Regions from separate parts of the Homo sapiens genome. Here region 1 is linked to region 2. Evidence: chromatin loops called from intact Hi-C (ENCODE). Cell type or tissue: GM12878. All regions are shown on one strand. Each heading gives the region's core, and the rest is flanking DNA. Links, peaks and the distances in the headings are about the cores only.

The links. Hi-C counts contacts between places; a loop is a spot of excess contacts. Peaks named below come from ENCODE experiments on the same cell type or tissue, not always from the same donor. Only the 100,000 strongest peaks of a DNase experiment are listed, where the experiment ranks them.
Region 1: a loop joins it to region 2, with 2.2 times the contacts of the local background. A loop is called at or near these places in 2 of 110 quality-filtered maps.

The regions. Positions count from the first base shown.
Region 1 is chr5:112,109,720-112,125,941 of GRCh38, reverse strand. No RefSeq gene overlaps it. Among named protein-coding and RNA genes, the nearest start is that of EPB41L4A-AS1, 43 kb to the left of the region's middle. In GM12878, for the core only: no CTCF peak of the experiment used is centred there; DNase peaks (open chromatin) are centred at 5,911, 6,218 and 9,361; H3K4me3 peaks cover 311 bases; H3K27ac peaks cover 974 bases.
Region 2 is chr5:111,995,129-112,011,350 of GRCh38, reverse strand. All of the region lies in intron 3 of NREP-AS1 (NREP antisense RNA 1), which reads right to left. Among named protein-coding and RNA genes, the nearest start is that of NREP-AS1, 91 kb to the right of the region's middle. RefSeq lists an enhancer at 12,650-13,849. In GM12878, for the core only: no CTCF peak of the experiment used is centred there; a DNase peak (open chromatin) is centred at 6,280; H3K27ac peaks cover 201 bases.

The sequences.
Region 1 (16,222 bases), core at 5,373-13,372, 110 kb before region 2:
TAGATCTTGGCAAAGAGTGTGCTTGGAGGATAATAATCAACCTAATATTCTGGCTAATGGATAGAAAACCAATGATAAGGTTGATGCTTTAGGACAAAATCACAATGGATGATTAAGAGAATTCAAATTTCTCTACAACATGAATGACAGATAAATGATTTTTTTTGTATGAAACATTAGATGGTACATTTCTTTATTTTTGTGAGCAGGATGATACAATAAGAATGACTACAGCAAAAATAAAACTCATATGTTGTGTGCCCCTTGCTTGTGCCACCTCTAATGACTCTTACCTAAGAAGATGAAAAGTTCCACCTGAATATCTCAGATATTTATGTAGCTATAACCTATATATATATATTTTCCACTTTATAAATGAGGAAGCAGAGGGCCAGAATTAATCAATGACTTGTTCCAGGTTGTCATTTATATCAGTGTTAATGATAAGGGAATTGCTACGTATTTCATTTTTTAAAAAATTATGTTAGGAAAAATCTATTATCAATGATTCAATAAATCGAATTGAAATGGATTTGTCAGCCTAGGTTTCACAGTGTTACAATCATCTACAATTTTTACCATCATTTTCCAAAGAGTAAGTCAGTTAGTGAGACTTTTTCAGCATTATAAGGAGATCCTAGGATTTGCCACTGAGAAACTTCAAAGATCTTAAAATGTCTTACATATTTAAATGTTAGGACTACTTATTTTAACTCAATGCCCTTATATACTTTCAATATGGCAGATTTCTTTTTCTACTTTATATTTACAAGTTCTCTTATTTTTTTTTCCTTTATGCCTAGGGTCAGAGAGATAATTTTCTTTAATTTACACCTTTTACATGGTTCAGCAGGACCTAAAATTAATCCTTTCCTTTATGGGGAGTGCATAACAGTTGTACTCTTATGTAACCTGTTGGCTCCCACGTGTCATCTTAATGAACTTCCCCATTTCCTACTGTTTTACAATCTGTGTTTTTGGCATCTTGAAACTTCCTGCACTCTTCTTCCTTTGGTGGGTGTATTAGTTTGCGAGGGCTGCCGTAATAAAGTCACAAACTGAGTAGATCAAACAACAGCAATTAATTTTCTCACAGTTCTGGAGGTTAGAAGTCCAAGATAAGGTACCTGTAGGGTTGATTCTTTCTGAGGGCCACGAGGGAACAATCTGTTCCGGGCCTCTTGCCTTGGCTCGTAGATGACCGTTTTTCCCTCGTATCTTTACACTGTCTTCCCTCTCTGTCAGTGTCCAAATTTCCTCTTCTTACAACACCAGTCATATTGGATTAGCGCCCAATCTAATGACCTTATTATAGCTTAATTATCCCCGAAAAGACCCTATCTCCAAATATGGTAACATTCCGAGGTACTGGGGATTAGGATTTCAATATATAAATTTTAGGGGATGGGGACACAATTCATAACAAGTAGGAAAGAAGAGCACAGAAATATTTAATGTCACATGGCATTTCTGGATTATTGAGATTTCATGCAAAAATATAAATCTTAATTATCAGGCAAGAAACATATGGATAATCAGTTACGTAGTGATCCTAGTCTTCTGATGGTCAAAATGCTAACCAGGGAGGACATATCCCCTCCTCCATGTGAAGAAAACAATGCGATCTGAGTTTGCAAATGTGTGGAGAGTGGGGATCTGAAAACAGAGGTGGGAAAACAGATCCTTCAGAGCCTTCCTTGCACACCAAGTGGTAATGAAAGTTAGATATTTTAAATCACGTAGCCATGTTTTTCATTCAGGTTATAACACATATACAAGCCGACACCCTTCCCAAAATTTCGGCATGGTAGTATATTGAATATATGCTGTTTCATGGGAACATATTTTTCTACTGTTTTGAAGCCTTCAAATGTAGGAAAAGATCTCTAAATAATTAAAAAAGATTGTACAATAATTCCAAAATTTTCAAATGGATCAGAACCTATTTCTCTGGAGGCATTATTAAACACAGAACTACATAAAGAATCAAGTATTACTGTTAATAGGGGACAGATGAGATTAGAAGTTCTGTAAATACCTTCTGACTTTTAGTGACATTGTTTCCTCCTCTGAATCAGAAAATGCGATTGTGCTAGAGATCTGAATGTTTTTCATTATTATCTAGTGAAAATGACTTAGGAGAAGGCTGGTGGGTGGTGAAATTCTAGAGATGGAAATTAGCTTGGTGGTCAATCCTGGGGATTATTGTCAGATCAAATCTAGGTCTGTCTGCTGTGATCATTGGGCTTCCAGGTTAATTCTGGGTACAATCCCAAAAGTAAGGTTTAGTTTGGGGGAGGAGAGAGTGGAAGGAAGATGCCCTCGCCTTTTTCTCCCTGATAATTGACCTGGCCCCTTAAAGTGCTGCTCTGGATTAAGGACGCCAGACCAAGATCTGTTAGGGGCTAGACCTTCTTCCTACACAGTGGTCACATTCAGAAGAGGGCAAATGAAGGGAAATGGGGGAACCAATACCTCCACTCAACTGTGTCTAGTAAAGGTTCTCGAAAAGGCTTGTATGTCACATTCAAGCTTAACATGCTCCTTTTGAAAGCACACATTTCTGTGTGCTGCCCATTTTGCTTCAATTAGTCATGGATAAGGAGGATTACATTATATTGGAGTGTTTTTAGCAGGGTTTTAGCAGGAGTTTCTTACATTAATCTGCTTGCAGTTCTTTAGAGTCACACTTTTGAGTCACACTTAAATTAGGGTGAGTCTACCCTAGAAACAATGGGGATTACTCTCAGGTGGTGGTGTTTTTTTGTTGTCGTTGTTCCTAAGCAGAAATTTCTGGAGCTATTATAAAGAACAGTGCTCACTAATATGCTTAAGTCTAGAAATTGCTGTTTCATTAATAAGTAGAAACTGGACAGCTTATCCCTTTTCTCAGAAAGTATTAGTGATTTCCTGTGGGAGGCAAGAAGTAGGAGAAAAACGCTTCCTACGCTCTTCCCTAGTTTGTATGTTATTTTCTGTGGCCTAAAGAGACATGCTTCCTCTTCTCTTTTCCAAATTTATCACTTTCTCTCTTATATTCAATCGCAGCACACCCACGGGGACTAATTCTCACCTCTGTGATTTTTGTTGTACATTTCATCATTTCTACAATTCTTCCAAATTGTAGAAATAATCTGGGGGGACTCCAAAAAGTGAATGTATATGTATTCTTAGAGCTGTCATCTCACTTGCTTTTAAGTTACAACACCAAGCGGAATTTTAGTCAACCTTCCTAAGTCAGTTAAATACAAAGTTTGGATGTAGTCCAAGGCTTATAGTTTCTGTTATTTATTGAGTTTTCTGCAATGGACATTTTAATAATGGGGAAACAATTATAGTGACACATGACAAGTCTTTATCTTGTAGGTTAGAGAGGAGAATGATATAAATGTTCTCTCCTGTCAGTTTCGTCTGTGACATGAGTAGATCAATTCAATGTGTATGTTCTTCAGATTCTCAAGAGTCTTGGTTCAGCGGAAGGACTGGGCTCATTGTGTGTGTGTTTACTGTCAGTCATTGGTCAAGTGGTGAATATCCTGGGCTCTTGTATTGACATTTTGGGGACTTTCTTTTCTTTTTTTATTTTTAAGCAAATTAAGGTTTGCTAGAGTTAGTGGTTATGTTAGGCTACACAATTTGAGAGGAGAATTGGTAGGATTTGGAAAGGGTTTTTTAACGAAAGCCTCAGGAGAAGTGTCCACTTATATTTTGGAGCATGGACTGAATAGATTAGTCAAAAAGTGGTCAGAAAAATAAGCACTTATTTTTCTTAGTACTCATGTGAGGGCAGAGGGCTGAAAGCAAGAACACAGCCATGTTGCCTAGGAGCCAATTGTAGCATACTGCTAAGCATAGACTATTTTTGATAAATGTTAACCATCTTCAAGATGATAAAAAGATAAGGAAGACAAGCCATATTCTTTCTTTTTATAGGACCAATCAATATCATTTTGTATTTCAACCAATTAACATGCAAAGAGGGGATTCCAAAGAGATACGCAAATATGTTTCCACAAAGAAATCCAATTTAGAAGCAAGAGATTTTAATGTCCTTGCTGGTCACGAGGTCAGGGTTGTATCTCCAGTCAACTGTATCAATTAGTATTGCTCTATATGTAAAACGACCTAATTAAAAAAACCCACTTCCTTAGAGAGATGTGGAAAAGGACACAAGTAATGATTCAAAGAGGCTTTGAAAAGTAGGCAAAGCTACTGTAATCCGTCAGAAATGTATTGACAATTTAGGGTATATTTATCATATCTTCTGTTCAAATGAGCTAAGGACTCACGATGTTGCTTGGACTGTAAAGAAGAATTTATATAAGGTCTAATACGTGAAACTTGTCTTGACATTCAAGTAAAAAGATGTTTAAGGCAAATGAAAGTGCAGGCAAAAATAGGACTGGGGAAAGGGATGAATCACACAGTCAGAGCTGTAAAGACCGTCAGGGGAACAAGATGGATGAGGTCAGCTTGAGAGCTAAGTTGGGAGCCTTGGAGTCAAATGGGAGATGCTATTTCTCATCCCAGCATCCCAGGAAGGATTAACATTCCAGGACTGGAATCATAAAAGTCTCTAAGTATGATGCAAAGTCAGTTAAGAATGAACTAAAACTTGGGCAGGGTGAATATATGAGTAGTAGATGTTGAGGGTGGAGATAGCAGAATAAGTAAAAACTGCAGAAAAACTACACGGTGATTTTTGACAAAAAGTGGTGACAGTACTATGAATACCTGGCAATGAAATAAGCAAACCTGCAAAGCAGGTTCACTGTGAACTAGATATCAACTTGTCTGAGTCTGGTGAGACGAGACACACACACAACACACCACATGAAGCAAGTTTATTACTTACAGATAGGTAGGAAGGGACAACAGAAGTGTAGAATTCATTGCAAGTCAGTCAGTCCCCCAAGGCTTAGGAAAGCTTCCTGTGGAAGATGGAGTCTGCTTCATGTGCCCTATTTGCACTGCAGCTAAGGGACCCAGGAAAGCAGCCCTCACTAGGTTTTATACCCCAGGGTTGCTAGACTCACTGGGCTAAAGCACTGAAGGGCATCCTGTTTCTGGGGGACTGGAACAGAGCCCAGGATGTGCTGGCCAGTATCTCCCTATTTCAGGATGTTACATTCTCAGCACACCCTATCGCTATTCTTGAGAAATAGAAGTGAGAAAGGAGGGATCAGCACAGGGCCAGTCCAACGTGCTGAGAGCTGTCCTGCCAAACCTACCAGATCTAATGGACTTAACAACTTGACTGTGTGTCCACATGAGTGTGAACCAGGAGGCAGGTCCAGCACTCAGTCTCACCATCAACTAGGGTGCAGCCACATCCCACATGCTGGCTAAGAAGGGAGTCCAGGAAGTGGGCATGGAAACTACAGCCCTTGCTTACTTCACATTTCCCTGGAATCTAAGGAGCATGGTAACTCTGTGAGCATTCTTGAAACTGGAATTTTGTTAGGATGATATTTGTTAAGCTTTGTCAGTTATCAGTAGTGAAAATTGTCGGAAAGAAAATGAAAAGCATCATTTGCTTGTTTCAGGGACAGGTAGTATGGGAGAAGTGGGGTGCAGCAGGGTGTCTATCTCAGTCTATAGGGAGAATCGGGGGAGAGAAGTGTCTATAACAGTGATTCTCAATGTGGGTGTGGGGGATTTTCCCCATAAAGGAACATTCTGTAATGTTTAGAGGCATTTTTTATTATCTTGACTGTGGGAGGACATGCTACTGACATCTGGTGGGGAGAGGCCAGGGATGCTACTAAGCTACACTGCACTGGACTACACCTCCTACCTACCCAACAAAAGATTACTGGGTTCAAAATGACAACGGTGTGGAAGTTGAGAAACCCTGGTCTAGAGGAAAGTAGATAGTTCAGCTGAAAACAAGGGAAGTGAATGAGTCTCACCACCAGGCCTGGTGTGAGAAATGGGTGAACTGGGACCCAGTGGGAGGGGAACTGGTACAAAGAAAATAATGTCCCAGGGATGGGAGTAGGGTGGTGTAGAATAGAGTGGGGAGTATTTGGAGGAACATCCTACATTCCTTAACAAATGTATCTGGAGGAGAAGCCAACATCTGTTACTTTAGAGGGGGAGTTAATCTTTTCCCAGTTCCTTTTCTGGAGAGATTTGTGGTCAAAATAATTCTTGTCTAGTTAACTCGCTTTTACCATCTTCAGAGCCAGAAGGAAGAGATAAGATCTACTTCTTCTTTTAGGTCTCCTCTACCTTGAGCAAAATCTTTGATTAACGCTGTTCCTCCCTTGAGCTATCCTTTGCTTCTGTATTTCCTTTAATGGCCACTGAGTGGTTTATGCTTAGTGCCTCTAGTTTCTCCTAGCACAGTCTGTCGTTACCATTCCACTCAGCCTATTCAGTGAAGGTCATTGGTGTCCTCCTCCCTGCTCCACCCAGGCTCATTTGAATAGTTCTTACCCTGACTGCTTCTGTTTGGCAGTTGGCACTGTTGTTTACACTTTTTTTTCTTGGAATTCTTACCCTCCTTTATTTATCTACACCCTTCTTGCTCCACTTTTTCATCCCCAAATCCTTCTCTTGCTTCTTTCCTCACTCAGTGCTTACTCTGGGTTCCCATAGCTATAGCTCCTGTCCTACTTTCTTTAATATATTTTGCTGGCAATGTCACTTCTTCACCCTCCTCCATCAACTCATTATGGAAAATTCTTTTATCTAAAACCATTAGTCCTGTTTTTTCTAAGTTACAGACTGTTAGTGCCAACCTACTGAACAATTCCACTTCACTTCCATGCCATAATATCAAATGTATATTTGAGTACAAAGCTTATCATATCCTTTTTCATCAACTGCTGGAAGGTTACATGATACCTTTATGAGGACCCAGAGAAGGCAGGACGTAGCAGCTCCTGCCTATAATTCCAGCACTTTGGGAGGCTGAGGAGGGAGGATCACTTGAGCCCAGGAGTTTGAGACCAGCCTGGGCAACATAGCGAGATCTCCGTCTCTAAAAAAAAGTTATAAATTTAGTTAGGTGTGGTGGTGTATGCCTATAGTTCTAGCTACTCAGGAGGCTGAGTGGAAGAATGGCTTGAGCCCAGGAGGGTCAGGCTGCAGTGAGCTATGATCGTGCCATGGCACCCAGCTTGACTGACAAAGTGAGACCCCTTTTAAAAAACAACAACAAACAAACAAGCAAAAAGATGCCCCAGAGAAAAACTCCTCTGACTTATATCTGATTTCCTTCCTTGGCACATGCTTTTCCTGTATCTCCTTACTTGCTTTTATCTCAAGACTTTGGATTTCTGCTCCAGTAGGAAGATTCGTTTTGTCCTGTCAGTGAACACCCATTACTCACCATGTTACTTATGCACAAAGGTCCCAGTTTAGTGACACTGTACTTTCTCATTTCACCCACACAAGTTTATTGTGCATGAAATTTCCACTTTAGTTAGTCTGGATTTTGCGGTCTCTCACTATTGTGCTGGCTCACAACTCTTAGAAGGTCATTCTTTTACCTTTCACTTAATCCTTGCTATGCTATTATCTTCTAGGTAATATTGGTGTTTAGGCAAGAGTCTCCACTTCCTTGGGTCAAAGGGTGTAAGCTATGGAAGTTTCTGGCTCTGAAGTAGAAGCTAGTGGGAAAAATTTGGGGGGCATGGAGGCCTTTTGGAATGTTCAAAATCACATCATGCTGGCAGCTGCCCCGTGTAAGCTTGGCCATAGCACACTCAGTGCTACTTCTGTTTAAACCTTCCTGCTTTGTATGGCCATTGCTACCCTACCAAGCAGGAACAGTGAGGTCTTGAGAGTTTATCAATCAGGGCAAGAGCAAAGGATGGAAGATGGAGAGAAGTAGAAGGAAATTAAACCGAGTGCCAGGGTTTCCTTTTTCTACCTATTGTGCAAATAATTTAATAAGTTTTGTGTGCTTTACTTTAAATACAGTTTTGAAAATTGCATGAAATGAATTTTTGCAAATCAAGTTCTATTTCAAACATAGTATTTAAAATTCATTCTGGTAAATTCCATTAGGTTGCAAGGAGTGCTTAAAAAATATCACACTTTCATTTCAGAAAAGCTGTTCCTTTTAATATCAGGTTTGTTTGCATTTACTCCACATTTGATTTCATAATCACAAAGCCAAGAAAATAGTTTCTGTTCTGCCACCGGTCAATAGCAATATTAAAACTGTCAGCTTGAAGCTGGCCCAAAGAGAATGTAATAATCTGATATTTCTTCTGCTTTTCTATGTTGAAAGCCATGATGAGCAATTTAGGTTAAAATAGTACTCTGTAGCCCAAATTAGCCACACTATACCAAATCCATAGCAGATTTTCACTTCTTTTTGTGCCATTATGTTTTATTCTTTAATGCCATCCAGTTTCTTTTCTACTCAGAAAAAAAAATTATTGGAAGTTTTTTCTTTTTTTTTTCCTTGACATTTCTAGAGGTAAGTAAAGGAAATTACTGAGTGCAATGAGAATGATGTGATATGTGGGATTGTATTTAGGATACATTGGGTAGGCATTTACCTCTGTGTTTGGTTAGTTCATGAAGAGGATTATGAACAAAGTCAGAAATTCATATAATTTAAAAAAACATATAATTTCTGTTTTTCCTGGCATTTTAACTATGTTTCTTGAAACACTAATTATGGGGGGAAAAATGAAGCTAAAACTTCTTAGCTGGTGACAGCATTGGGTTTTTCTTAGAATTGGCAGAAAAGTTTAGTAAATATATTTAAAACATCTATAGTAATTCAGTTTTATTGAGATTTTAATGTTATAGAATGTCAGAGTAGATCCTGTTGTTTCTGTAGGTTGATATTTGGCAGGAAAAACCCCCACCACATTTCACCAAATGATATAATAAAATTAGACACTTTTTGGTTTGATTTGTTTGTTTTCTACTTTTGTGGCATATCAGTGTTAGAGATAACATTGTATTCATCTCGAAAAGTGCTATTTAAAAGGCAGGTGAAATTCCATTACTGCCAATTTATAGAAGCATGAATTTCATAATGGCAAAAGCAAGGCCTAATGCAGCCAGCAGGTAGCCCTGTTTTCTGGCTGTTTCATCTTGCAGATAATGTCACCAAAGTATAATTTTGCTATTTTGCTTAGAAATTATGTAGTGTACCCAGGGAAGGTCCACAGAATATAACATGAAGGCTTGGGATACATTTACCAGGGTCTGAAAAACAAGTGAAAAGAAATGGCATCCTGTATCATCAGGATTTGTTTCACCCTATACTTTTAAATTAATATGATAATAGCAAGCCTTCAGTTGCATAATAGAGATATGGGTGGTTTCACATGGGATGTTTTTCTAATGTGAAAAATTCAACTGTCAGTTTCAGAACTGTTCCTTTTCAGGTCCCTGTGAAAACCTCTGTGGGTTATTATTTGCCAAGTGCTGACAGATTTTCTCATTTCTCTTCCTCTCAGTCCATTCTTCTTACAGAATACCAAATAACCTTTTAAATATGTAAGTCAGATCCCAGCATTCTGATTAGAAACATTTCAATGGAATTTTATCCCATTCAACTTAGAACAAGAGTCACATTCCAAGCCATGCTCCACAATACTCTATACCAGCAGTACTCATTCATTTTGGTTTCAGGACCCCTTTGTATTCTTAAACATTGTTGAGGTTCTCCAAAATACTTTGTTACATGAGTTATATCTATTGATAATTATATTAAAAATTAAAGCAACATTTAAAAATATTTGTTAATTCACTTAAAAATAACAGTAATATACATATTTAATAAAAAACTATAATTTTCAAAAAAAAAGGTATTGAAAATAATAGTATTGCCTTACATTTTTGTCAATTTCTTCAATGTCTAGCTTAACAGAATTTGGGTGAATTCTCATACCTAGTTTTTCATTTAATTTATTGCAATCCCGTATGTCCTTTGTCTTGAATGCTCAGGTCCATTTCACTCAGGTCTCTGCAGATGGGTCTCCCTTTTCCATACACTTATGTAGTCACTCTTCTTCCCATTACCCTGTTTTACTTTCTCCATAATATTTAAAAGTATATAAAATGATATTATCTATGTTTATGTTTATCATCCATCAGTACCTACTCAATTGTAAGCTCCACTTAGGCAAGGACCTTGTCTTATAAACCGTTGTGTATTAGTTTTCTATAGTTGTCTAACTATCCCCAAATTTAGCAGCTTAAAACAGCAAAGATTTATTATCTCCCAGTTTCTGCGGGTCAGGAACCTGGATGTGGCTTAGCTGGGTTCATCTGGCACAAGACCTCTCCTGAGGTTGTAGTCAAGTTAGGAGGAAAGATTTGCTCTTGAGCTCATGCCTGCAGGCTTAGATGATCTGCTTTCAAGCTAATTCACATGGGCCAGGGATGCCTCCCTGTATGGTAGTAGGCTTTCTCCAGGGTGAGAGGGCCTCCAAAACAGAAGCCACAGTATTTTCATAATTTAATCTTGGAAGTGACATCCCACCACTTTTGCCATTTTGTTTATTGGAAGAGTCACTAGGTCTAGCCCACACTCAAGGAGAGGGGATTACAGGGTAAATAATAAGAGGCAGAGGACATTGGGGGCTGAGATGCTACCTAACATCAACTGTATCCTGAGGACACGGCATAGCATCTGGCACATAGTAGGTGCTTAGTAAATACTTGTTGCATGAGCATAGTGCCCATGAAGTGCTCAGAGGGTTTGGTTTGGTTTTCTGAGCAGAAGGGGGTCATTTGCCTTGGAAGGCTCTTGAAATCTATGGTATTATTCAGGGCTTCTCTAGTATGTTGTGTTATTTAGGTAGTTGGTATAAGCTTATATAGAAAGGAAAATATTAATTTCTTCTATGGGATAAAAAGACTTGTTGCTGGTGCCTTCTGAGGCTTAAAGTAAAAAAATGGTTGAATATATTAGTCCCAGGCTGTGATGTGTTCCTGCAAAGGAAATAGAAAGAATAATATTTGTTTCACCCATTCTTCTTCTTATATAACATTTTATCATCTAGAGAGATTGCACTCTTGTGGGGCCATTGTTCTCTTCTGATATCTTTGTTTGACATCCCCAGGGCAAGGAATACATTGAGTTGTCTGGCTGGCTATATTTGTTCTAAGATGTAGTAGTTGCAAATTCATTAATGTTATCCATAAATAATTGTAAGCATTTTCTAAAAATTGCAATATGGCTGAATTTTATTTTATGACATAGAACTGCCATATGTACTTTTAAATTGTAATACTATTTTAGGTCTTTTGATGGAAATTATAGCTAGTTTTCACTCTTAGTCACTATATAATAACATTTTTTACACTTGTTTCTGGGACTGTACACATTGATCAATTGTTAGTATGAATCAGTCTTTAAAATGTTTTCCTCTATGAGGCTCAGCTGGGAGGATTTGATAATTTCAGTAGAGAATGAGAATAAAGGAAAGGATACTGTCAGTGAATTAGAAGTAAGTCTGGGCTGGATATCTGGTCAAGAAAGGGGTGACCTAAGAACAATGTAAGCCTGAAAAAGGCAGGTTTCTAAATCAATCGAGAAAAAAGGGGCTGGAGTATTCAGAGACCAAATACATTGATTTTACTGTTTTGCTTAGGGTTTTTCAAGTGTAGATAATGTAAACATCATGGATAGAGGTTTTTTTCCAGCAGGCCTCTTGTGATGATGGGATGACCCTCTGGGATTTCTCCAAGTGCCCTAACTTAGGCAGAGTGATGTGATTTAGGAACACAGATTTTGGTGTCAGACAGATCTGGACTTAATTCTCTGCCCTGTCATTTTTGACCATTAGTGGAGGACATAATTCCTATACTTTATAATTGTTAAAAAGATCATGTGGGAAAATACATGTGACACAAATGCCTGACATATACACTAGGTGTTCAATATTTGTAGCTCTCTATCCTCAGCTGAGATTTGGCAGAACCCACAAATCTCGCTAACACATTTTCAGTTAGAGAGTTCTTTTTTGTGGACACATTCAGATTTTAATCAAGCCTATATTTGCAACCCAACAAGAGCTCTCCTTAAAACAAAGAAGATAGCCAAAGTTGGGTATTATTCTATTTGCTACTTACGGTCTCTGTGTATTAAAATTATTCCCAGGGAGTTTTATGTATGACAAAATCCAGAAAAACTCAGATTGCTCAGCATGGGTAGTCAACTCCACAATTAAAGTTGTCATCAAACATCAGGCTTTTTCACAGATGATGGAAGTGTTTTGAATAAAACCTCTAAGTGCTATAAGGAGAGAAGTAGTCCCAGAGAGTGAGAATTGATAATATATGGACAAATTACTGAGAGTGTTGTGTAGTCTTCAGGCTGTCTCATTGTTTCAGCTCAATGAATCTTTAATTCTCGTGAGACAGTGTTTTCCAAAAGCATTATGGGTAATTGGGTTAGTCTTTATGCTATTTAACAAAACATATTTATAATTCTTAGTTATATTTTGAATATATAAAGAACAGACATCCATTTACTCACCACACACTCAGATTTAAGAAATAGTCACAGTTTGCCATATTTTTATGGGCTCTTTTTTTTTTTTTTTTTGAGACGGAGTCTCAGTCTGTCACCCAGGCTGGAGTGCAGTGGCACAATTGCGGCTAACTGCAACCTCTGACGCCTGGGTTCAAGTGATTCTCCTGCCTCAGCCTTCCGAGTATCTGGGATTACAGGCGCCTGCCACTGCGCCCAGCAAATTTTTGTATTTTTAGTAGAGACAGGATTTCACCATCTTGGCCAGGCTGGTCTTGAACTCCTGACCTCATGATCCACCCACCTCAGCCTCCCAAAGTGCTGGGATTACAGGTGTGAGCCACCACGCCTGGCCTGGGCTCTTTCTTTTTAAATTAAATTTGTGTTTTTGCTAAAACTTCAGTCTCATCTCTTCTCCCTCCACTTCACTACATTGAAATTAGTATGTTCTTTTCCATCATGTTTTTATTCTGGATTACAAATATGTATATCCATAAAGAATGCATGATATTACTTTGTATGTTCTTTTAAAATTACATAAATGGTATCACATTACATGTAGTATTTTGTACCTTATTTGACCCACAATGCTTTTTAAAAAACATTTGCCACGTTATCGCATTAACTAACATGTAAATTTTATTATATAAGTGAAGTATTTTTTATTTCCCCATTCCCCACTGATAGACATAATTCCTTGCTTATTTATAAACAATGCTATATACATATCCATCTATATGTCTCCCTATGCACATGTGACAGAGATACTTTAGGTTACATTCTTATTGTTTATTGAATCATGGGACTCAAATCTTTATTCCTCTGTAGGAGTAGTATACAGTCACATCCTTGCCAAGGTCTCATGGAGAGCAGAATTTACTTGCCTGCTCTGACTTTTGGCTTGCTTGACCTTGTGATTTGCCTTGGCCAAGGGGATGTTAGCAGACGTGACGCAAGCAAGTATTTGAAATGTGTTTGGGTATTTCAGCATGCTTTTATGCTCTCTGCCATCCCCATGAGAGAATGCCTTGGGTAATCTGTTGAGCCCAAAATGAGGAAAGACAGATTTGGAACCCAGAACAGATTTGGAATCATCCCACAGCTTTGTGTCAAGCCTGGCCATGCCTGGACTTCAGCTGAAGCCTCCTCACCTGCAGACAAAGGAGTAAGAAATAAGTGTCATTGTTCCTGTGACACTAAAATCTTGTCATTGCTTTTTCTAAAGCAAAAAACTGACATACATTATAAATTTTATTAGGTATTATAGCATGCAATGTATTTATCTGTATTGTTCCCTATAGTCAAATAATTGTTTCAACTATATGAATTATATCTATTTTTTTTGGTAAGAGAGAGATTTTAATTTCTTATTTAATATATCTTTTATAATGCTTCTGGAAACCATTATTTCTATTTTATGGTATTTTATTTCTGCAAACCAAATATAGGTGTTCCAAAAAGAAAGTATCTAATATGAGGAAAGTTGTAATTTCTTCCACCAGTAGACCCATACAAAAGAAATCCAAGACAATTGTGGGTTAGTACCTAAGGATTGGCCTATATAATTCCTCAGTTACCAAAGGCCCCAAGTATTGTTAGTTCGTGACATAGTTTACTTGGCACAAGAACTAGAATAGCAAAGACAAACTTAATCCATATTGTAAAACTATTAATATGGCTAGAAAAACCATCCACTTTAATATGTGGTTGATGTAACTTTGGAGAGAAAAATATCATCTAGAGAAATTTTATGGATAAAAGTATTTCTCATACCACAGAGGACAGTGTTTCTGAAATGTGAGAAGGCATTTTGAATACTGGGCTTCCTTCTATACATAGGTAATTGATGCTATCTTGGAGGCTTACAAGATGGAACTTATGTGTATTATAAGTATGCAATTATTTTCCTTTAGAAACAAGAGATTTTCACATAAAACTATACCATTCAGGCCAAGAAAGAGAAATAGATAGGTGAAAGCCATTAGTGATATTGAAAATGGACTGAAATTGGCTTAGCTACTTTTGAATTTCCTTACTACAACTCATGTGAAAAATAGAAACTAAGTCCAATGAATCACGAGTCATCTAGGAGGCAAGTTTTAAGGAATTTCTCTGAAGGGACCATTCAGACCTGTTAATTCTTATCAGTAAATCATAACTTCTTAGGCACTTTTAGGTCAGAGGAAACTTGGTTAGAAAGAGATGAAGCTGATCCTGGTCATTTTTACTTTCTTGCTGTAGTTGAGGAAAAGAATAATATTTGGTTAGGTGACTGTCAGTTTCAGCTTTTAGACTCCTGAACTAATAATAGCTATCATTTGTTGAGTACTTGCTATGGTTCATGGCCCAGAAACTGTACTCTTTTTTTTTTCAAACATGATCTTCACCCTCAAAAGATGGTGAAACTGAGGCACACAGCAGTCACATTGCTGGTAAGTAAAAGAGCCTAGATTGAAGCTACCTCTGTTTGGCCCTTGGCTGTCTGTACACATTGCCCCCTCTGAATGGACAACATGAATTGAGTGTTTGTTGCATGTGAAGAATTACATAATATTGTAAAATGTGCAGACCAAAAATGTCTATTTTTAGGTCTTTTTTCCCCATTTATTTCAGAAAAGTTACAGTATACCACTCTTTACACCTTTGAATTGAAATGAATATTTCTCTCTCTTATAACTAACAGTATATACATGTGCAACTGCTTATTGTCTAAGAGGAAAGAGCCTTTAGTGTGGTGAAATCACTCTTTAAAGCTTTGAGAAGGGGATTCAGAAACAAATTTGCTGAAGGGGATTCCCTGGCTTTTAATGTTGAATATAGCAGAATTATTTATTGCCTGGATCAGAACTTTGCTTCCACCATCTCCAATTTTGTTCAGCTTTGAGACAGAGAAAATGGTCTTCGGGTAAATGGGCTTATTCTCTGGCTTGGAGTGGTCAAGAGGCTGGGTTCTGACCCAGGTACATTTCCTAGGGGAGCTTGGGAAAGATTTCTTCTCCCAGTGAGAGACAGCTATCCCTTTGTGCTTTTTGTCTTTGCAATTCTGGTGGAAACATGATATTTGGAGCTTTTGCAGCCACCTTGAGATCATGAAGATCTAGAGAATTACAGAGATGCAGCTTAAAGTCACCTGATTATTGACACTGGGAGAGGGCTGGAAATGTTTGCTGTTGAACATGATCATTTACTTTCTCATTCTAGTTGTTGGTAAAAACTATACCTCAACTCTTCTGTTTCTTAGATGTTTATATGAGAAAGTTCTATCTTGTATTAATTCATATATCAAATTTGATTCTCTATGTAACTATAATATATGACATATACATTTGCTATGAACTTTTGCACAATAACGCAATTAAATACTGTTATTTATTGAGAACTAGGTTATCAGACTCTTAGTGGTCTAATAACTGTACAATCTTATGTGATAATAATTAATGGCAAATCATTTGAATGTGAATTTTTCCATCCTAATTTTATCTTGGAATCTAGCCCCTTGAGTCTTACAATCAATTATGTTCAGAATTGTTAACTATGTTTTCAAGTAGCCTTGACACTGCAGGAGCATACTTAAAGATGACCTCTTGACTAATCTCAGGCCTGATTGGGACACTTTGCCTTTTTAGGAACCAGCGCTTTGTCTTTGCCTGGGGAAGCTCAGGCAATAGTCAATACTTATTAAACAAAGTTAAGCAGAAGTAAACCCAAGCTCAACTTATCAAGGATATGAGTCATACTGGCAGATTTGGGGTGGGGGAGAGAGTA
Region 2 (16,222 bases), core at 2,699-10,698:
GTGGTTCCTCATTTACCTGTTTTCTTTGCTAGACTATAATGTCCTTGAGGTCAAGTTTTATTTAACTTTATATCCCACAGCATCTGGCACTTAGTATCCATCAGTAAAATTTTGTTGAATAGGTGAATGGATGAGTGGATTAATGCTATATTTATCATTATTTTTACATGACACAAAAATACATAACGTGACAAATAACAAAATTAAGATTCTGAGAGAATAAGTGCTTTAAAAAATGGGTCCAATTAAAAAGATTAGTATATCTCCTTCATTGATCCTACCATCTTTTATTGTCTCTTATCCCCTTGCTATTCCATCACTTGTTCACCAAGCTTAATTTCATGCTTTATCCTTATAATCACTGTTTTGTGCCTCTCTGGATTTGTCTTTGACACATGTATAACTCTGGATAAATACAATTCTTTACTTACATCATGGATAAACATGGCTGGGGATAAGCCCACCACCATGCTGACTTGCCGCACTTTCAATTCATGACCGCCCACATGAAGTGGGCTCCTAGCACAGCCAGCAATCATTGTCTACATCCCTAATCCATTTTCTCACCAACTCACTCAGATGGCCATTTTAGACTTTTCCCTGTCTCTCCAAATGCTATCACCACCTCCTCATTCTTGCTCTCAGGAGACGACCATTCTTCCTGTTCACTGAAGTAATGTAAGCAATCTGATGAGAATTTCCACATCATCAACACTTCCTGTGCACCCACATACTTTGCCTTCCTTCATTTTTTAGAGAGATGAATTGTCTTTTGACCCAGCACATAGCCACCATTATATACTGGATCCCACTTCTCTCATTTTCACAAGAATATCATCCCAGCAATTACAGCATTCCTTACAGTCATGTTTTTTCCTCTCTACTGTGTCATATTCATAAGCATATAAGCATGCTAATATTTCCATGGATTCATAAAAAGTTTACAACATCAAAGAGCCTCATTAGAATCATTTTCTAATGATTCTTTATAATCAGCACCACATTGTCCATTTTGTCGTCACCTGCCTGTCATTTGCAGCCTTGGAGATCACACCATCTCTTAGCACAGCATATTGTAACAAACTGATCTTCTCCTATTATGTGGTGTGACTAAACATGTCTAATCATAAAAAGCCTTCTTTTAAAAAACGAAAAATAAGTGATTCGAATGCTTATAGTATTTAAACTCTCAGATAAATTATCTTCTGTTGTACCATAAACAGTTGTTATGAGGAATTTAAGAAAGTGTAATGTATATAAAGAACTTAGCACAATACATGGCATAGAACAATTGCTTAATAAATGATTTCCATTATTATTGTATAATAAATTAATATATATTTAGAAAATTGTGAAGAGATTCAGTATTATGTAAATAATTTTGCTTAGCTTAAAGAGAATACTCATAAGCAAGTGAGATCTGTGTCCTCAGACATGAAAAGCTCTTATAAGGAAAGGGACCTATAGTTTATGTGGAGTATCATCATGCCCAAAAAGGACAGAATCACCGTTTTAATATATAGACAAAATTCCTAGATGTGTGACCCTGTCAGTAGTGCTCTGGCCTGCCTTAAGAGGAGGTGAGGTCTCTGTGCCTGCAAGTATTCAAATGCAGAGGGTACTTATCTGTCACAGATACATCTGAAGAATGCTTTTACAGGTTGGGAGGCTTGGGCAGATGACAATAATGTTCCTTGCTCCACGAGTACACGTTCATATATATATTATATGTATTATTTATATATTATGTTATTTATTATATATTATTTGTATATATTTATTTATATACATGTATCCGTATTTCCATTAGAACTGTTCCCATATGTTGTCCATATTAGCTGATAAGTTCCTAGGTAGCAAGAGCCATGTCAGTTTTAACTGTTTTTTTTCAGTCTCTAACCAAGTGCTAAGAATATTGTAGATACTTGGTATTAGGATTAGACAAGCTAATTGAATATTTTTCTTTCCATTGAAGGAGATTGAGAGTTTCCATCCATTCCTGGAAATAATTAAATTAGGATTAATGATTATCTATACAGAGAATCTATACTGCATGGCTTGATGTTAGACAAGGTGAGAGATTTTTTTGCTTATTCAGCCTGTCACTTTCAAATCAGTCAATAAACATTAAGCGCTTCTTACTTTGCATTAATTATACTTGATGTTAGGGAATCAAAGATTATAAAGAACTTTTCAGCTCTATTAATGTGATTTGTATTTATGCTGAAAGACTATTTAGATGTGAAAAATATTTAGATGTGAGAGATATGTGGGGAAGGTTTAGCCTACTTGATGAGGAAACTATACTAAAAAGTTTTATTTTGAATATACTTATGTAAAAATTCATGGTTGTATTAGATGCAGTTATTGTAGTTTGATAGAAAACCCAATCTAGGGCTGGGCGCAGTGGCTCACACCCCTAATCCCAGCACTTTGGGAGGCCGAGGTGGGCGGATCACCTGAGGTCAGGAGTTTAAGACCAGCCTGGCCAACATGGTGACACTGTCTCTAGTAAAAATACTAAAAAAAAAAAAAAAAAAAAAAAAAAAAAAAAGCTGGGCTACTTGGGAGGCTGAGGCAGGAGAAGCACTTGAACCCGGAGGCAGAGGTTGCAGTGAGCCGAGATCACACCATTGCACTCCAGCCTGGGCGACAGAGCAAGACTGTGTCTCAAAAGAAAAAAAAAAAGAAAAGAAAAGAAAACCTAATCTAAACTAGCTTAAGCAAGAAAGGGAACTCATTGGATCATGTTTCTGAAGTCTAGGGTATTTCTTGTTTTTAGCACTGCCAGATCCAGTTGACAGATATAATGAGAATGAAATCACCCTTTTTATCTTGGTGCTACATCCCTTCAGAATTTGGCTTCCTTCTCAGGTGAGCTTTCTCCTTGGGCTGTCCCCTAGCAGCGCAGACTTGTGTCTTCCCAAATTCAAGCACAACAGAAAGGAAAGAAATTCTCACTTAGTGTCTATAGCCAAAGGTCTGGAACCATCTCTGATGTGGTCATGCGCTCTTTGCTTAATGAATTGTTGTGCTTGCGGATAGGGAAATGATGTTCTGATTGACTCTTAAAGATCAAATGTTCACCCCTAGACCTAGGGATGGAATTGATTGTATCTGAACCACTTGGTTTGAGAGTTGGCAAAAGTATCATCTGGGCCGTGTTATTCAAGGAAGAGGGAATAACCAGTGAGCAGCCTCACAAGTATCCACAGCAAAGATCCCTGTGTGAGGCGTAGAACTGTTAGAAACTGCTGGAGTTGGTAATAGGGAAAAGAACATTGGTGATCAGATAGTCTATTTAGAAATATGGTTTACTGTGTTTTCTCTAATTGTATTATGAGACAGTTCCTTTTTTCAGTATTACAGAGCAAATATACTGTTAATTCATATAATAAGGTATTATCTGGTTTGCAACCTATTTATATTGACCCAGGGACTCTTTTGAGAAGCTTCAGATAGACAGGAGGGGTTATAATGGAAACACCTCTAAAGAAGAATGTGCCTTTAAAGACTTTTAGTTTCTTTGTGTTGCTAAATGTGTAACTACCCATGAATGTGCATTACAGATAATAAATGTTCCAGGTTTTATAGCATCTATTGCTTTAAGCTTCCCTCATGAAACTGCCAAGTCCTTCCTCTTTATTAAAAAACAACTGCAACAAGGGCAGCAGCAAACAGCTAAATGCTCCGATGCTATCCTTAAAGACATATTGTGAAGAAGAATATTAATTTATTTTCAGAGGGGAAAATACATATAATTTTAATTCTATATTATATAAGAATTCCATGGATGCATTACAGGTACCTTCACTCTGCCAGATGCTGTGAATTTATAAATTCATGTAATTATTACAAAGCCCAGCAAGGCAGATCTTATCTCCATTTTTCACATTTCTCAAATGTCTGATTACCCTTGCCTATCTATTTATATTTCAAAGAGAAGCAGTAAAATACTGATTGGAATCAGTGTGTTTGGATGGGACATATAGACTGATGGATATTATCAAGATGGCTAGCAGTCTTTTCCCTCCAAATATGAGTTTCTGTTGATTTTTATTCTGGAACGATCCTCAGAAAAAGGATTTTCCAACTTCCTTCCTGTGGGGTGCAGTGATGGCTTTTAGCATATTGACTCTGGGCAGGCAGAGGGGCTTAGGGATTTTATTGTTTTTTTTATGCAGATAAAATTGAATCTCCAGTTTTCAGTAAAGCACTGTGCCCCAGCCTCCTCTGTGCTTGATGTCCCATTCAGGCACTGGGTTAGTAGTTGGGTGAGATGGGAGAGGTATGGTTGCCCAGCTGTAGAGACAGGGACCTGAAGTTTTCACTGCTCCCTATATGGACTTTCAAACTGGCTTAAATAATGACTGCCATCTCCATTTCCTGAGAATTTCCAGGGTTCTGAGGATCAGATTGGCTTGCTTCTCATTGATGTCATGCCAGTAGGTTTTATCTTCCTGATGAGTCATTTACCATTTCCCCATATGCTTTCTGCAATCATATATTTGGCTCAGGGTTATAGAGATCTCCTAGTTGCACAGAAGTTAAAGTTTTTGTTACCCATGTCTTTTGAGAGTGATTTTTAAAAGAAGTGGGCAAAAATGTCTTTACTATCTTGAAATCAGATGTCATCTAACTTATAATTCTCTCTGTCAGTTTCTTCATATGTAAAATGAACTAGTGGCTTCTAAAGATGTAAATTCTACCATCATTATTGTTTTTATACTTCTATAGTGGGGTGTGTGTGTGTGTATTAAGTTACTAGTTTTATTGATGCAGGACAAATTTTTCCTGTAAACGAGGTTTGAAAAATAAAATCTTATATGTTAATTAATTTTATATCATGTATATTAGTACAAGTTCAGATGTATGTGCAATGATGTTATAGGGTGCCCCATATAAAAGTGATTAGTTAATTGAAGCATGTATTTGAAATGGGACATCTTCTAAGCAGACTAAACTAGATATATGAGAAAATGTGATTGTTTACTAACTGCCCTAGTATAAGAGCCCTGTGGCTTTGAAAAAAAGTGACTTTTCAAAATGCAACCAATCTAAACCTTTTATTTTAGGTGACACAACTACTTGATTTTAAAATAGTTAAAAAATACTAACCTTATGTAGGAATGCTAATGCATCTTTCTTTTTGGAGTGAGTCGTTTATTCTATTATGATTCAGATGCTAACTCATGAATTGGAGAAATAATAATTTTTAAAACAATTTTTAAAACTTCTATGCTCTTCCATTGTAAAATCTTAGGATGTAACAGTTCCCCTGGGGGAATTTACTCTTAGAAAGCCAGTTACAAAATAATACAATATAAAATAAATTTCAGTCTGCATTTGGGATTTGCCTATAACACATCAGTCTGATCCATAAGCCAAAAGAAACATTTTTATTTATGCTTCCATTCTCCTTCCCTCTTTTCTCTCTCCATTTCTCCATTTCTCTTCTGAGTGCCTTTAGTTCTGTTTTGTCACTAAGAAAAAATTCTTACATGTTTGACCAAAGGCCAAAGGTGAATGCCAAGTAAATTCAGTCACTTCTTTGAGGATTAATGATGGGATTTCTACCCAGCATGCCCCAGGTTTGCTGTGTCCAAGTTTTGCCAAGATAAATCTCTGGGCAGTCCAGTACTTGTTTGGAAGAGGACTTGAGAAAAGTTTAATCATTTCTGGGGTTGGTTTTTTGACAGGTCAGCAGAAAACTGCTTTATTGAATCCAGCTTAATGTATTTGAGTAAGATTCAGGAAATAAAGAGTATTGGCTTTGGCAGCAGGTTTGGGCAATAGGCAAATGCAGGGCGTTCTCAGGAAAGCCACCAATAAGCATATGTATCTCTCAGGAAACAGAATACCAGGAACCCATAAAGAAGCCAGTTTTCTAGCTGGGTAGACATCAAGTATCAATTGTTCCTAGACACAGTTGGATAGAGAAGGAAAAACTGGGTCCTGGCCTAGGTTCATCATATGACCATGATCTCTAATGACAACAATAGCAGTGTCAGCAAAACCATGGGTTCCCAGAAAACTCTCCTGGTATCTCTAGTGAAGACCTAGGAATAGAAGGATAACTAGAAATCAAATTATTATGAAATAGTGGTGAAGAAATAAAAATGGGAACATCAGGCACAGAATGAATGTACAAAGGAAAGAGGAAGGAAGTGAAAACATCCCAAAAGAGTCCAAAGGGACATGTGTTCCTATATGCCATGTCATCTAAGAAAGATACTGGCTACATATGGTTCTTTTGAAGCCCTAAAGATTTGCATTTCTCAGGAGTGATCAGGCCCTGAGAATCTGACTCATGCTTACCAAAATACTTGCATGACTGAGGTCAACATAAAAATGACAATTTATTAACAAAGGAAAATATAACTACTATGTGGCCTGGGAGTACATGCAAGAGCATGATCACCACAGTCTTTCCCCTGGAGACAAACCTCCGTTAGAGACTTCATCATGGCTAGAAACCATGGGAAAAGTACAATGATTTCAGGGATAAAATCTGTATCATTAGCCTGTTCTTTCCTCAAAGTCAAGCAACTTAGGAATCAGAAGCTGCCTGGTGATCTTGGATGCAGAACAAAGGGTCTTTAAAACCAAAGGTCTAATTGTACCAGTCTAGGGACATGTGATGCCTCTATTTCTTGAGAGGGATGGTTTTTCTGAACAGGCCAGGGTAGTCACAGTCTGATGGAAATGGCTCCCAAGATCCAGTTCTTGCAATACAGCAGCTTTGCAATTAGACCAGAATAAGCATAAGAAATCTCCCTTTTTGATTTACTTGGATTTTCAGGCTTGTTCAAACCTCATTCCTAAATCTACTTTTATTTGATAATGGAGTGCTTCTATGCAAAGGTTTACTTCACAGCTGATGTTCACCACCTGTACTCTCCAGGATCTGTCTAGCTCTTTCATCAACCAAGTAGAGAATCAAAAGACAATGAAATAGAAGTAACCGTGCATATACAGTAGTCCCCCTTTATCTGTGGTTTTGCTTTCCATGGTTTCAGTTACCCACTAAAACAGGTAAACACAGTACAATAAGATATGGGGGGGGTGGTGGTTGGGGAGAAAATGAGACCACATTCACGTAACTTTTATTATAGTATATTGTTATAATTGTCCTATTTTGTTATTAGTCATTGTTGTTAATATCTTACTATTCCTAATTTATAAATTTAACTTAATCAGAGGTATGTATGTATAGGAAAAGAACATAGTATATAGGATGCAGTACTATTTGCAGTTTTAGGCATCCACTGGGAGGTCTGGGAATGTGTCCCCGGCATTTCCAGTCTTCATTGTTGATATGACACTGGTCAGTCCTCAGAGTTGCAGTTTGGCTTTTGGTTAAATATTGTGGTAGGGAGAGATGTTTCAGAGTATATCATTTATTACTTATTTCCATATTCTTTACTCTTTGAATTAGGAAGCCTATATTGGCGGGAGGCTCTGTGATTCAGGGTATCAGTTCTTCAGCTCCTGAGTGTGTTATTACAGATAACCACATAATTGATTCCAGCGGGGCCCACTGATGAGGATGCTAACATTCCATTTTAAACCTGAATCCCCTATGCCCTTAATCTGATTCGTAGACTATAGAGCTATTCCCAGTCCCCAGGAATTAGTGTTAGCTCAAAGCCAGCAAGCAGTAGTACAAAGGGTGTGTTTCACATTCCCCAGTGTAAAATTATTCCATTTAATGCTGTAGGTGCCTGTGTAGATGGACAATATAAATAGAGAACATTTTTTGAGCACTTACTATGTGTCAGGCACTATTCAAATACTTGTTTCTAAATATTCTAAATGCTGGTATCTCCATCAAATATCTAAGGGCCTTGTTATAAAAAATGTTTTTTCTGGGCTCACATAGGGACATATATAAGGGATGGGCAAGCTACACATGTTAAACCCTCCACATATTCCATCTCTCCAAACATGGGCAAGCTACGCATGTTAAACCCTCCACATATTCCATCTCTGCAAGCAAGAAATGGGTCTCTAGGCTAAATGTCTGGTAAATGTCTCTTACATACCCATGGATCCACCTCATTTTCTTGAACTGCCGCATAGTATTCCATTGATTTGATAACCCATGGTTTATTTATTCTCTTCCATCAACAGACATTATAGTTTCTCTGTTTGTTGCTACTTCAAACAATACTTCAATGAATAGTTTTATATGTCTCTGAACACATGTGAAGGTTTCTGTAGAATTTCTACCAAAAGGAGGCTTTAAGTTTGTTTACATTTTGCCTCTGTGTTTAGAGAGGCCAAGTCCCTTTATCCCTTCCCACTTAAAGAGAAGACGCAGTAACTATAGTTATGAACTATGAGGAGCAGAGATAGAAGGCTTTTAAGGAAAAATCAGTAAATGGTAAATGGAACACTTCCAAATAAACAAATGAACAAACACATAGGCAAAACCCCTAAACCCACAAACACCTTAACCAGTAATCTTGTCTTAATAATGAAAATCAACTTCTGTGTAGATACCAGAAAACTGAAAATAGGGCAAGCAAATCTTGGCCCCAAAATCTGAGTAGGGACAATTAAAACTTTAGAATAGGCTCCAACTTTCAAAAGACAGATTTAAAAACACAGTTTTCTAAGCCAATTATATAGAGTGTAGGGTTTTACATATCCAATGCTCTCATCTATTTTTTCCCCTCCAAGCTTACAGGAAAACACTGTTTATTTCTGACATTTGGAAAAGCTGTTTCAGCCTCAGTGTTGACTGATAGTAATAGATATAAGAATTAATAAAAGAGATGTATTTGGTGAGTCACCAGCACAAGAGCTAAAACAGGCCACATCCCAAGGTAAGTGAAGCAGAACCTAGCATCATCCCATGGTGTTTTGAAGCTATGATTGAAAGTCAGAAGGGAGGAATATGTGTTTGCCAAGAAACATCAATGCTTTTGACTTCTTTCAACCTAGACTCATTGGTGGCATTTCCAGGGAGCTGATGATGTCTGGAGGGGAGAGTATAAATCTAAAGTCAAAAGCCTTGCTGAAATAGATTTGCTTTAGCTTCTTATTTTAAATGCATACATGTTTCATGGTGAAAATTTTGAAATGGAATATGTTAGCAGGAAGTGATAGGCTAGTCTTCACTGGTATTCAGGCAGGTCTGCCTGGTTTTTCACTAAGGGTAAAAAAAAGCCCAGGAAATCTCACATTTTTCATATTCCTACTCATATCCTCTTAATAAAAAAGACAAACCTAAAAACAAAAAAAGCCAAATACTTCAATTAACGAACTTATTCTAATAATGAAAATCAGCCTATATAGATATCAGAAAACTGAAAAATTGAGAATAAACAATATCATTGATTTGATATCCCATATCATTATAATCACAATACTTTATCGTGTTTTCCAGTAAAGAAGTTTCATACGTAATTGACTCTGATTTTAACATAAAGAATCCTAAATTTATCTGTTCACTTTGCAATTAAAAGTGTTTCTCTAATTTGTTGATGAATCTCTATCTTTGGATAGTATTATTGTTACTATGAGGTAGTAAGGGCCAAATGTATGGATCAAGGTGTCTCCTTCAAATTGTCACTGCTTCTTTTCTAGTAAAGAATATGTAGAATTTCTTCCTTCATCTACTTTGGGCTCTTGCTTGACATTTAATTCAGTTATGTGGGTTCTGGTGAACTTACATATTCTGAATTAAGTGGAAAGGCTTTACTCCTCCATTCACTGTAGCTCTTTAAACAAACTAAAACAAAGACTCCAAAAAACATCTTAGCAAAAATACATAGCATGTATATATGGGCTGAATTATGTTCCCTCAAAAATCCATATGTTGAAGTCCGAACTCCCAGTACCTCAGAATGTGACCATATTTCGAGACAGGGTATTTACAAAGACAACTAAGTTAAAATGAGGTCATTAGGGCCAGTCTAATCCAACATGACTGATGTCCTTATAAGAAGAGGAAATTTGGACACTGACACAGAGAGAAGATGATGTGAAGGCACAGGAAGAAGACAGCCACCTAGGAGCCCAGCAGAGGTGCCTGCAACAGACACTCCCCTCACAGCCCTTCAGAAGAAAGCAATGCTGTTTACATCTTGGCCTTGGACTTCTAGCCTTTGGAAATGTGAGAAAATAAATGCCTGTTGTTTAAGTCACCCAGTGTTTCTTTTTTGTGGAGGTCCTAGCAAATTTATACTGCATGGATGCTTTATTCCTCAGATTTCCCTGCTTGAAATCCTCATACCACTTCAGATTTGAAAAATAATCTCTACACACTAAATAAAAGGTTATTATTTGTTTCTCTCCCTGAACTCAACATGACATGAGTTTTGTGTCTTCACTGGAAAATATTTTAAATTTTTTTAAAAATGTATATAATATAAATATTAAATATATATTATATAGACTATATAGTATATATCAAATATATATGCTATATATTTTTAAAAATTATATATAAATATATAATATATGTATTTATATATTTAATATATATAAAATGTATTGTTTTGCTTATGGCCTATGTATCATTTTAACATTATCCAATTGCTGGCTCTCTGTCAGGGGCCTACATTGCATGTATACTGTAGGATCTTCCACCCGCATATGCCTGGATTTCTTCATGATTTTTTTCTACTTTAATGATGGTTTGTTATTAATTCATAATTTCAAGGGACCTAATATATAACTGATTTTTAAAATGTCTATAAATTAACAAAGAAAAGACTAATCATACTTTTTGGCATTATTAACAGCTGTATTCCCATCTCCTGATTTTTAGATATGCATTTAACTTGCTTTCATGGCCTGTGGCCCACAGGTTAATTATATAGTTTGTTGTTTTAGGCATCTGGACAACTTACTCTTCGCTATAAAAATTTATTTTTCTCCTTTCATACTTTTATCTATGTAGAATACTGTCTCATTACCTCAAGACCAAACTGAATGTATGAGTGCAAGATAGGCAAATTTGTGTCACAGGTCAAGTGTCATGCCCAGTTTGCCCTTGGCAGGTAAATTGGAAATAGGGTAAGGATACTCTGAAGCCCTTAGTTTTGAACTTACATTCCAATTGGATTATATGTATATTTAAGATTAATGTCGCAGTGAACACATAGAATTAGTTTGTGACTTATGAGTGATTCCTTACTCTTCACTCTGGGTGTTTGGGAGATAGTGACTAAATGACATTTACAAATAGCAAATAATATGATTTCAAAATTCAATCTCCAAGGCAAGTATGCATACAGATTAAGATAAATTTGTAACCCTTGCTGGTGGTTCTGCTTTGGCATGAGATGGTTTCTTTGTGTAACTAGCAACTGCAGATGGTTTATAACTATCAAAGGGACTGAGGATTAATGTAGATATTTTACAATCTGCTGTAAGCATCATTTGTATTATACATTTATATGACACAGTAGGTTACAATGATAGATTTGCTTTAGGTTACTCTGAAAATATTTTGAAAATGATAGAAACTTTTATATATAGCCAAATGGTTTAATTGATCAATTCTAGTGATATTCCTCTACAAAAAAAGGCATCTGGTCAGATAAAACTGCTTTTGCTGACAAAGAAAATAAAAAAGAATGGTCAAATAAAAAGTAATTCATCTATTTATGCTTTCATGAAGAAACAAATATCATTAGCTTAGGAGCTTTATGGCTTTTAAAAAACTTGTTTCTTATAGGAATGATGTGGTTTAATGTTTGTGTTATTGTATTTTTGTGGTTAAATGTGTCAGTGGTTTAATATGGGAGTAATCTAAGAGAGGGTATTGTAGGAGGAGATTGAACTGAACACACATCTAGCTCTCCTCCTGCCCTAAATTCCTTATGTGACCTAAAAAAGATTACACACACACACACACACACACACACAGAGAGAGAGAGAGAGAGAAAGAGAGAGAAATTCAGAATAGTGTTGGCAAGAGAGAAAGAATGTCATCAGCCGGTAGAAAATTGTGAGAATTTTTGCAAGTTAGAAAGGACACAATCCTGAGAATCCCCAAGCTGAGAGTGACCTAATGTAGAGAAGGAGATCAAGTGACAGCCATCACAGTAATTAAACAGGAGCTAAAATCTGAACAGTACAACTGTTCTGTCCTATCATTTACGCCACTATACTAAATGGCAAGCACAAATAGAACTCAATGTCAGGCTAAGTCTGAAAAGTATTATCAAAATTAATCTCTTTCGGGTCTGAGCAAGAAGAAGATCAGATTGTGGACTGACTTGAGATGCCCACGGGCATGAAGCCAGGAAAAAAAAAGGAGCACTCTGCTGTCAGGAGGTTAAACCTTGAAGTGCTTCTCTGCTGAACTCATCACCTTCCTAGGCTGGCAGTCAGGAGAGGGCATGAGCTCCTTGCCTACCTGCCAGTCCATGCCTCAGGAAACTTAACAGACACTGTCCAGTAGACCCACCTTAAATATTTACATAGAACCTAAAAGTAGCCTTTTCACTCACAGTTGAGACCTGGTGGAACATCAGACCTATATCACCACAGAGGATTGATGAAAACCAATAGGAGGACAAGGATGAACTAACAGAGCCACTGATCCAAGGTTATAAAATAAATAATTCAAGGAACAGATGAAAACTTAACCAAAGACACTTTTTACAGATCTTTAGAGAGAATCAAGTGGTGATTATCTATTAAAAGGAAAGAAGAAAAAGGAGGGAGAGGAGAAGGAGGAGAAAGATAAGGCTCTTAGGAAGATGAGTAATTAGAGAAGACAACAGTGGTTATAGATTGGCAAAGTAGAAAAAAATCTAATGCAAGGAAAATAATTAATTAAAAAACACTTAACAGGAGTTCCAGAAAAGAGAACATGAACATAGTAAATGGAAAAGATGAAAAGGAGGTAACAGAGGAATTTCCCTTGAGCTGAAGATTTGAGTCTTCAGATTAAAAGGGTGCACTTATGTGTCTACATCCTACTGAAATTTCCAACCTCAAGATTAAAAGAAAATTTTTAGAGCTTTTAGAGAGAAAATAAATCATTTAATCAGTCAAACTCACTAACATGTAGGTGAGAAATAAGTGAATAATCAGACTTCTAGAGGCTTTTTTTTTTTGTCTGTGAGCAGATGGAAGACCTTACTCCCACTCTTCATGCCCACGTAGATTAATTTTAATTTGGTCCTCTGGTTCAAACTTGACTGATTATCTTAATCACCTGTGAAGCCTTTGAAAAGTACACATCCATGGGCCCTACTCTCAGAGATGTAGGTGTATTAGATCCAGGGTGTGGTCTGGGAATCTGTATTCTAAAGAGCTCCTTGGTTTGGAAACAAGTGACTTAGCCCACAGACACTGATGACTCAATTCCATTAGCTGTTTGGTGCACGTGGGGCTCCATTCCATGGATATGAGCTCCTCACGCTAGACCACAAGGCTGACTCAGTGTGTTCTGTCTGAGGCCATATGAGTCTCATATGGCCAGCACCCAGGCCACAGAAATTATATTCATGGCTTCTGCTTTTAGACTAAACATGTCTTAGATGACAAACTATAAAAAGATGTAAAATATTTTTGCAAATCCAACTCTATTGGTAGCCGTTATCTTTCATTTCTGACTCCCCAATCATTGTTTGAAGGCTTAAATTTCACAAATAGAACTAAGGGTTCACTAAGAGTTTTGCAGTAAAGTTGCAGCTGTCCCATTCATGTGGATTTAATTAGAAAGATTTTGCCAATAACATTTTACAGATTTATCTTATTTGTAGAGAAACCCCCAGAGTGCCCTTTAATCCTGTCAAATGTGTCATTAAGGGAATATCTTACACCGATTGCATAATCAGAAGTTATATGAAGTAAAGGTGCAGCGTCTACAATACAGTACATGACGTAAGCTCTGACCAGCAGGGTTAGTTATGCTCAGGAAGTCAACTATCCACCATCTTGTCGGATCCATGCAGTCTTAGCAGACTTTCTTCACACCATGGATGATTGAATCCACTACTCTTTGCATGTTTAAAGACAGAGAAGGCAGATTCTCTGCAGAGAGACGTGAAGAGAAGGTATGCCATGCCTATAGTTGAACGCTGCAGTGGTAGGTGGTGTGAAACTAACTTTTTTACCTTTTTGAAGTATTAGGAAAGAAAAAGTATGTAGGTGAAAGTGGAATGTAATTTCCAAACACTAATCAGATGAGAAGCATTAATTTAGTGTTACTTTTCTTTTGGTCTGCTTTTGAAACAATGGCAGACTTTTGAAGGCTCTCTCCTTTCTTTCCTGTTTGAATTTATTTTCTGATTACACTTTAATACAATAAAATAGATTCATCAGAAACTTTCATGGCATTTCCCTGCCATGGCTCTTTTTTCACCCTGATTCTTCTCTCCAGTGTGTTCCTTTGTTCCTTTGTTTAGCCTCATAACACTCTTTCAGCCTCATAACACTCTTTCAGACTGTCTTCAATCTTAAAGGAAAAGGAAAAACTGAAAAAAAAATTAAACATTAAAAAAATCACTTTTATAAGAAGCAATTCCCCTTTTGGCTACACTGAACCTCACTAGCATTAGTTTATGTGGGTATTGTCCAGCCAGCAGAGCTTCCCTTTGGAGGTACAGTCATTCAATTTCTTTGATACACACAATGGTTAAATATGTTTCATTTTCATTTTCTAATCAGAAAAGAAGAGTGCTAAAATAAAATTTGGCTTCGAGGAAATCTGTGTGTTCAACTGAGTGTGTTGGAATTTCCAAAAGATTATGCTCCTTTCAGGTCCAATAAGTTAGAAGGAAATTTTGATTGCGGTGCCTGGTACTTGTAGAGAATGTGATTAAAAATTGATTAAAGGCCTATCCAAAGATATAGTTGAGATACTAGCTATAATTTTAGAAGATAATAAAAGTCATGACCTGTATATTTCTAAATTTCTTTTACAGTTAAAGAATATTTGCTTGACCCGATGAAATAAAATGAAACAATAAAAACCTAGTTTATATAAGAACCCCAAATACAGTCCTAGTCATCAAATCCTAATAATTGTGTGTCCAGGGGAGAAGAGGTCCCAGTAATCCTACTTTAGCCTTTACATGTTTGTGATATTTATTTTAAACACTTTAGGAAGTCAGTATGACATATATTCCTCTTTCCTTTTCGTTAAATTGAAGACACATTGAGTACCATAACTACACTGTAGAAATAGAATACTGATTCTATTAGAGAAAGGTGACATTTACTTTATCTTGATTTAGAGGATAACTTATGTAAATTACCAAAAAAAGGCAGGAGATGTCAAGTCTTTCGCATAAAATTCAAGTGAGATCAACACATTCATTGACACATCACTGAGGGATAAATTTTTTATTGCATCCTATATATTTGTTCTAAGAATTCTGATTATATTTTTATTGTTAAAAGCTACTACAGATAGTTTGGTCACATCTTAGAAGTAATGAACGGTCACCATGACCTCATTCTTGGGAGTGTTGTCATTTGAGACCTTGTGTTTGAAAAGTGTCCGGAACTGGCAGTACTGTTGATGTGCTACTCACCTTTTACATCTGCATACATTTATCAGAAGTGGATTTGAGGTTTGCATAAATATTATGCATTTTAAAAACTATACTACCACGTTCTTTTTGGTTTCTTTTATTGTTAGAGTCCTTACTGTGTAGAAATAGTTTTTAATATTCCATTATGTTTAATTATTTTGATAAAATAGCAAGTTTACACTACAGTTTATTTTAAATAAAAATAAGTGCAAAATAAAAGTTTAAAGTAGACTTTGCCACAGTTTTTGCAAACCTGGCTTTTTGCTTTTTGTTTTCATTTTTTTTTAATTGTGGGAAAATGTTTCTGGAGAACCTCAAATGAAATAAAGTTAGACACAGAGTCACATTTTAGAGGCATATAGAGAAAATGTGGCTTTTTGTTTGCATTATTCTTTTTTACTCTGTACGGTGAAAAATTGGTTTTATTTCTTATCATATATCAATAATTTTTTTTTTTAAATTTGAGACAGTCTTGCTCTGTGGTCCTGGCTGGAGTGCAGTGGTGCCATCTCGGCTCACTGCAACCTCCACTTCCCAGGTTCAAGTGATGATTGTGCCTCAGTCTTCTCCTGAGTAGCTGGGATTACAAATGTGAACTGCCACATATGGCTAATTTTTTAAAAATTATTATTATACTCTAAGTTCTGAGCTACATGTGCAGAAGGTGCAGGTTTGTTACATAGGTATACATGTGCCATGGTGGTTTGCTTCAG